Regions from separate parts of the Homo sapiens genome. Here region 2 is linked to region 1. Evidence: chromatin contacts called from ENCODE Hi-C or POLR2A ChIA-PET data. All regions are on one chromosome and are shown on one strand. Each heading gives the region's core, a stretch centred on a gene start or an enhancer-like site at or near the end of the contact. The rest is flanking DNA. Distances are from core to core; before and after follow the strand shown. Region 1 overlaps RAB30 (RAB30, member RAS oncogene family). Region 2 overlaps ME3 (malic enzyme 3).

Region 1 (3,276 bases), core at 390-2,889:
AAACCATATGACTGTCCATTCATTGTAGCCTATGTTTTCTATTATTAAGAAATAATTCATACTGAGAGTAAAAGAAAAAGAATGTATTTTGTGTGCAAAGGATGAATGTATTAAAAACTTTTTATTTGTAACAATTTTTTAAAAAAACTAAATGGAAATTGCTTTCCCATGTACTTGTATATAAATAAACATTTCCTGTTGCCCACATTTGGAGAATCATATGCCATCAAAATATGTAAAAAGCAAACAAACTTTAAGTGTACTAATGTCTTTCAGCACGGTGCAAAATGTGCCCTGGATCTGGGGGATCTGGAGACCTGAGTTAAATGTTGATTTTCTAACTGGCTAACTTTGGACAAGTCATTTAACATTTGCACTATGGTTTTCTACTTTATAAAACAAGGGGCTAGATTAGATAATCTTTAAGGCCTCCTCCGATTATAAACACTAAACGAGACTACTCTGCTATTTCAGGATGTGAAAATTACATGCTAATTATTTCTATTGGTGAGAAAGATCCTTTATCCTATCATATATATTGGAAGGAGTATTACACTGAGAACTAGGAACCACAAATTCTAGTCCCAGTTCTGACATTGAGAAGCCATAAATTCTAGTCCCAGTCAGTGTGACTTTAGGTTAGTCATTTCATTTTAAACTTTATTTTTCCCAACTATCAAAATGTGGACACCAGATTAGATAGCTTCAAGGTCCCTTCCAGCTAAAACACATTACGTGATATTACTAGAGATTTTCTACAAAATTAGTAATGAGATTACTCATCACTAGCAGGACATTCACTCCTTCACCCATCCATTTATTCACCACTTATTGAACATGTACCATAGGGCAGGCACAAGAGTCTGCCTTTTAGATGCCCCCATCTCCACTGCAAAAGTCATAGATTTGTACCTTTTCTTGAAATTCATTTCCACTCCAATCCTTACCTCTCACCCTCTGCCTTGGGCGTGCATTTCAGAGATGAATGTCCTGGACTAAGAGTACAGTAGGTCATGAAACATGATAGAGTTAACAGGATGACAAAGGGGTCAAACCTTTGACCTTGGGCTCTCTGGCATAGTGTTCTTTAGTTAATTGAACATAGGCAAACTGTAACCCTTTCTGCCACTATTATTTGGTATTTATAAAGTATTGGGCTTTGAAAATCATCTGCTATAATTTTGTTATTGTCCTATGTCAGCTTATCTGCAGTTGGTAGGAGGCTCTTAATTTTGCTATTTTAGCACCTTCACTAAAAGAATGTGTTTGCAGAAATTTCTTTTCTAAATTCACACGTGTCATGGTTTTTACCTGTTCCATTATTAATATTAGTTTGAACCACATGGAATTGGCATTCTTATAAGTCAAAAACAGCCAGATACTTGCAATTTTATATCATTCTCATATTGTGTCCAGAATTGGTGGGTTCTTGGTCTTACTGACTTCAAGAATGAAACCACGGAGGCTTGCGGTGAGTGCTACAGTTCTTAAAGGCGCCGTGTCCGGAGTTTGTTCCTTCTGGTGGGTTTGTGGTCTAGCTGGCTCAGGAGTGAAGCTGCAGACCTTTGAGGTGAGTGTTACAGCTCATAAAAGCAGTGTGGACCAAAAAAAGCGAGCAGCAGCAAGATTTATTGCAAAGAGCCAAAGAATAAAACCTACACAGTGTGGAAGGTAACCTCAGCAGCTTGCCACTGCTGGCTCCGGCAGCCTGCTTTTATTCTCTCATCTGGCCCCACCCACATCCTGCTGATTGGTCCATTTTACAGAGAGCCGACTGGTCTGTTTTACAGAGAGCTGATTGGTCCATTTTGACAGGGTGCTGATTGGTGCGTTTACAATCCCTGAGCTGGACACAAAAGTTCTCCAGGTCCCCACTAGATTAGCTAGATGCAGAGTGCCAATTGGTATATTCACAATCCCTTATCTAGACTTAAAGGTTCTCCAAGTCCCCACCAGATCAGCTAGACACAGAGCACTGATTGGTGCATTTACAAACCTTGAGCTAGACACAGTGCTGATGGGTGCATTTACAATCCCTTAGCTAGACATAAAGGTTCTCCAAGTCCCCACCAGATTAGCTAGATACAGAGTGCTGTTTGGTGCATCCACAAACCTGAGCTAGACACACGGTGCTGATTGGTGTGTTTACTATCCCCCAGCTAGGCATAAAGGTTCTAGACTCAGGTCCCCACTAGACTCAGGAGCCCAGCTGGCTTCACCCAGTGGATCTGCCACCGGGGCGCAGGTGGAGCTGCCTTACAGTCCCGCGCCGTGAGCCTGCCCGGACTCCTCAGCCCTTGGGCGGTCGATGGGACCGGGCGCCTTGGAGCATGGGGCGGCGCTGGTAAGGGAGGCTCAGGCCGCGCAGGAGCCCACGGTGGTGAGGGGGAGACTCAGGCATGGCGGGCTGCCGCTCCCGAGCCCTACCCCGCGGGGAGGCAGCTAAGGCCCGGCGAAAAATCGAGCGCAGCGCCGGTGGGCCAGCACTGCTGGGGGACCCGGCGCACCCTCCGCAGCTGCTGGCCCGGGTGCTAAACCCCTTACTGCACGGGCCGGCAGGGCCGGCGGGCCGCTCCCAGTGCGGGGCCCGCCAAGTCCACGCCCACCCGGAACTCTAGCTGGCACGCAAGCGCCGCGTGCAGCCCCGGTTCCCGCCTGTCCCTCTCCCTCCACACCTCCCCGCAAGCCCAGGGAGCCGGCTCCGGCCTCGGCCAGCCCAGAGAAGGGCTCCCATGGTGCAGCGGCGGGCTGAAGGGCTCCTCAAGCGCGGCCAGAATGGACGGCGAGGCCGAGGAGGCACCGAGAGCGAGCGACGCTGCGCGGGCTGCCAGCATGCTGTCACCTCTCAATATGATCTTGTAAGTCATAGCAGCAAAGACTGGCAGGCAAATGCCACTTTAAGTTTTTTCATTCTGCTTTGTTTTAACCACTAAGGGAATTTGGACAAGTTAGTTTGCCTTGCACATTGGTTTTTCCACTAGTTAAATGGGACAAATTGCAAACTTGCATATAATTTTAAAATGCTCATTCATATAAAAATCATTACAGATCACTGAAAAAAAGCATAAATACAGTTTATTCCTAAAATATCAAAATGTTTAGATCATTGTGCTTCTCACATGGGCAGTGTAATACTACAGATACACAATTCTTTGGCAAACTGGAAATCAGTATTTTGAAAAACATTGAGGATCACTATTACTAATTGACTCAGTTATTCCATGTCTGCTACCTGGCAGACTATAATTGATATATGCTATCTATATACCTCAAAAC
Region 2 (3,276 bases), core at 777-3,276, 3.6 Mb before region 1:
CCTCTAAAGGCCTCTATTAAAAAAGAGCAAAACTCCCTTCTATTGTGAATGCTCTATAGTTGACCAGGAGCTTTCATGAAAGAGCCTCATTTGAATCTGACCTTACCACCCCTGCAGAGTCCCCACCTGGCTTGTCCTAGCTCATCCCCCACAGAAGCCTAGCATTTCACTGGAGAAACTCATTGCTGACTCAGTCCCCAGACATATCAGGCCCTAACAAGGCACTGATTTGTCATCATTATTTTTTGCTACCTTCAAGGGCTACCTTGCAAAGTATCAGAGGCATTTCCACTCTTGCCATCCCTGCTTTGGGACTGGGATTATTTTCTCACTGCAGGCAGGAAAAATCTTTTGAAATTTCACATTTGGAGAGCAGACTTTGTTTCGTTTTTTTGTTTTTTTGTGTTTTTTTGTATTGTTTTTTGAGAAAGGGTCTTGCTGTGTCAGTGGTGCAATCACAGCTCACTGCAGCGTTGACCTCTCGGGCTCAAGTGATCTTCCCATCTCAGCCTCCCAAGTAGCTGGGCTATAAGCATGCATCACCACACCTGGCTGATTTTTTTATTATTATTTTGTAGAGATGGGGTGTTTTTATGTTGCCCAGGTTGGTCTCAAACACCTGGGCTCAAGTGCTTCACCCACCTTGGCCTCCCAAAGTGCTGGGATTATAGCTGTGAGTCATTATGCCCAGCTAGGAGACCAACTTTGGATGATAACTTAAATGTCTCTTCAATGTACTTGTATTTTATGATGAGGTGAATATATGGAGGTAGAGAGCAAAGGAGAAAAATCTCTAAGGAATGCAATATTTTTATTAAGTGTTATAAATTAGCAACAATTTTAAATCATAATACTCAGCATTGGTGAAAATGTAGTAAGACAGCTACTTATGTACTGGAGTTATAAAATAGTTCGACCTTTCTAAAAGTGATTTGACAGTATGCGTACAGATACTTAAAACTGTTGATATCTCTAGAATGTAAGTTTCATGAAGGCAGGGATATCTTGTCTGTTTTTTTACTTTGTTTCCTTATTACTGTATCGTCAGTTTATAATGGTATCCAGTACCTAGTCGGTGCTTATTAAATATTTGTTGAATGAAAGAATGAGTCATCAGTCTCTTAAGTACACTTATAGTTCAATCTGAAGAAAAATCAGAAACAAAAAGTTTTGTGCTCATTACAGCATAATTCATAATTGTGGAAGTTTGGAAACAATTATATAAAACAGGAATTACTAGATAAAGCTTGCTGTGTTTTTCTGTTTTTTAATAACATTTTAGGCTGAAGTTTTAGTATGTGGGAAAATGCTAATCATAACATTTTTAGTGGGGAAAAAAGACTAAAAAATTTTATACATAGTATGATCTCAAGTTTGTTTAAATAAAATTTTTTTAAGCATAGAAAAAAGATAGGAAGAAAATAGAACAAAATGATACAGTGGCTATCTCTGGGTGATGAAAATAAGGTGTGGTTATTTTTTTCCAACTTTTCTGTGCGTAATATTACTTTCAAACTTGGGAGAAAATGTATCAGAAAATTCCTATTGAACTTAGGGAGATGGAGGTCGGGCTTGTGATCCAGTTCTGCAACTTACTGGTTGTATGCTGAAGTTCTGGAGCCTTTGTGGGGCTCATATGATATATGTGAAAGTATTGTTTTACGAAATATTAAACATGCAACCCAAGTAGGAAATGATAGCTGTTGCTGTCCTTACTATTCTTGCAGCATGTGACACCTTTCGAGAAAGTATTCAAAGCATCATGAGATCCTTTTATGACAGGTGTTAAAATTCCAACAGGTTAGGAATGACATTGTCACTTCCTGGAGGGGGAGCCTACAGTTTCGTGTTGTACGGTGCCTGGTATGTTGCAGGCAGTAGCTAACTTTTACTATGTGAGTGAAGGAGGGTGGAGGAAATCATGGGTCTTCCACATTCATTTGTCAGGGTAACAGTGAACTATAACCCTGGCATACAGAAATGAGTCATTTTCCTGGCAGTGAGCCAAGGCCACAGTCATCTCCAGGAAGCTTCTTTGTTCTCTTTTCATACCCAGTCATGCTGAAACCTTGTAACCCCATGCAGAGGGGTCTGCATTTCACCAGGTTAATAGATAAGGGAGCTGAGGCCTATGGAAGGTTAAATAACTGGCTCACAGTCACACACTTAGTAACCCATGGAGCCAGGACTCAAATGCAGGTGTGTTTGATGCCTGCGTTCTGTGCTCTCCCCCATCACTGTGCCCCTTTCTGAAGGAGTGACTAGGTGGTATATTCCCCAAATCTTGCTAAGTTTGGGGGTTCCTGGGATATTCCAGACTGAGCTGTTTTAATTTCTTCTGTTGTTGCTAGTCAGAAACAAGGAAAACTTGACATCTCTAAATCTGAGTGGGAATTGGGTAAAATGCTCCTTTGTTGCTGGCTTAAGTAGTAACCCTTAGATAAAGGGTTTAATTTCAGATCTGGAGACTGACCTAGTTGCATCCAGCAATTGTCTATGAAAACCTTGCCTTCTCACTGGTTACAATGAGATTCCCAAACACTGTCTCTATGTTTACCTAATTAAACTCACACTTCTCTCCCCTCAGATGTAGTAATGAAGTCACTGTGGCTAGAGGAACATGGGTTTTGTGAAGTGCTCCTTGACATTTGCTTCCTTGAAGATGGATTCCATTTACATTATTCTTCCAAGTGGTATTTTGTCAACAAAGCTCAATAGTCATTTGAGTTTAAATAGCCTATTTCCCCCCCTCAAGGCCTAAGAAACTGGCTTTGAGCAAGTGGTGAGAGCTGAGTTATTGGGAACTTTGTGAAGCAATTGTCTGGTGCTTTAGAAAAAAAAGCAGCAGCCTGGATGTTATAACCCAGGGACATTCTTGTTCAAGTGATTGAATTCCCAACACACCTGGCCATCATTGTCACAGTGCCCATGTCTGTAATGATTAAGTAGGTTAGTGGAGAAGCTGGACTAGCTGGAACAATTAGAACAAAGAATGTGGTCCCAGTTCTCAGGTGGTGACTTTTTTCTCTTAGACCAGACAGGCTTGGACTTCACGTGAGATTTTCTTCATAGGAAGTGTATTAGTTTGCTCAGGCTCCCATAACAAAACACTGCAGACTAGGTGGCTTAAACAATAGAAATTTATTTTCTCACAGTTCTGGACTCTAGATGTCTGATATGGTTTGGCTGTGTCCCCACCCAAATCTCATCTTGAATTCCCACGTGTTGTGGGAGAGACTCGGTGGGAGGTAATTGAGTCACAGGAGCAGGTCTTTC

The links. Hi-C counts contacts between places; a loop is a spot of excess contacts on that map. ChIA-PET counts read pairs that join two places held with the same protein, here RNA polymerase II (POLR2A). Pooled maps may share reads with other maps.
Region 2: a pooled map shows a loop between it and region 1 (6-fold over the local background). The contact joins two enhancer-like sites. A Hi-C loop is called at or near these places in 1 of 37 single-sample maps with no recorded cell type and 5 of 50 pooled maps. POLR2A ChIA-PET finds 5 or more read pairs at or near these places in 1 of 52 experiments (activated T-cell).

The regions. Positions count from the first base shown.
Region 1 is chr11:82,970,064-82,973,339 of GRCh38, reverse strand. It overlaps RAB30 (RAB30, member RAS oncogene family), which reads left to right. Exons shown (of 5, transcript NM_001286060.2): 5 at 1-207. Among named protein-coding and RNA genes, the nearest start is that of SNORA70E, 70 kb to the left of the region's middle. RefSeq lists enhancers at 1,431-1,520, 1,581-1,660. Within about 2 kb of position 1,639, at least 5 of the 41 ENCODE cell types and tissues checked have a DNase peak (open chromatin) inside an H3K27ac peak, as active enhancers do.
Region 2 is chr11:86,591,826-86,595,101 of GRCh38, reverse strand. All of the region lies in intron 2 of ME3 (malic enzyme 3), which reads left to right. Among named protein-coding and RNA genes, the nearest start is that of ME3, 79 kb to the left of the region's middle. RefSeq lists a silencer at 89-289. Within about 2 kb of position 2,026, at least 19 of the 41 ENCODE cell types and tissues checked have a DNase peak (open chromatin) inside an H3K27ac peak, as active enhancers do.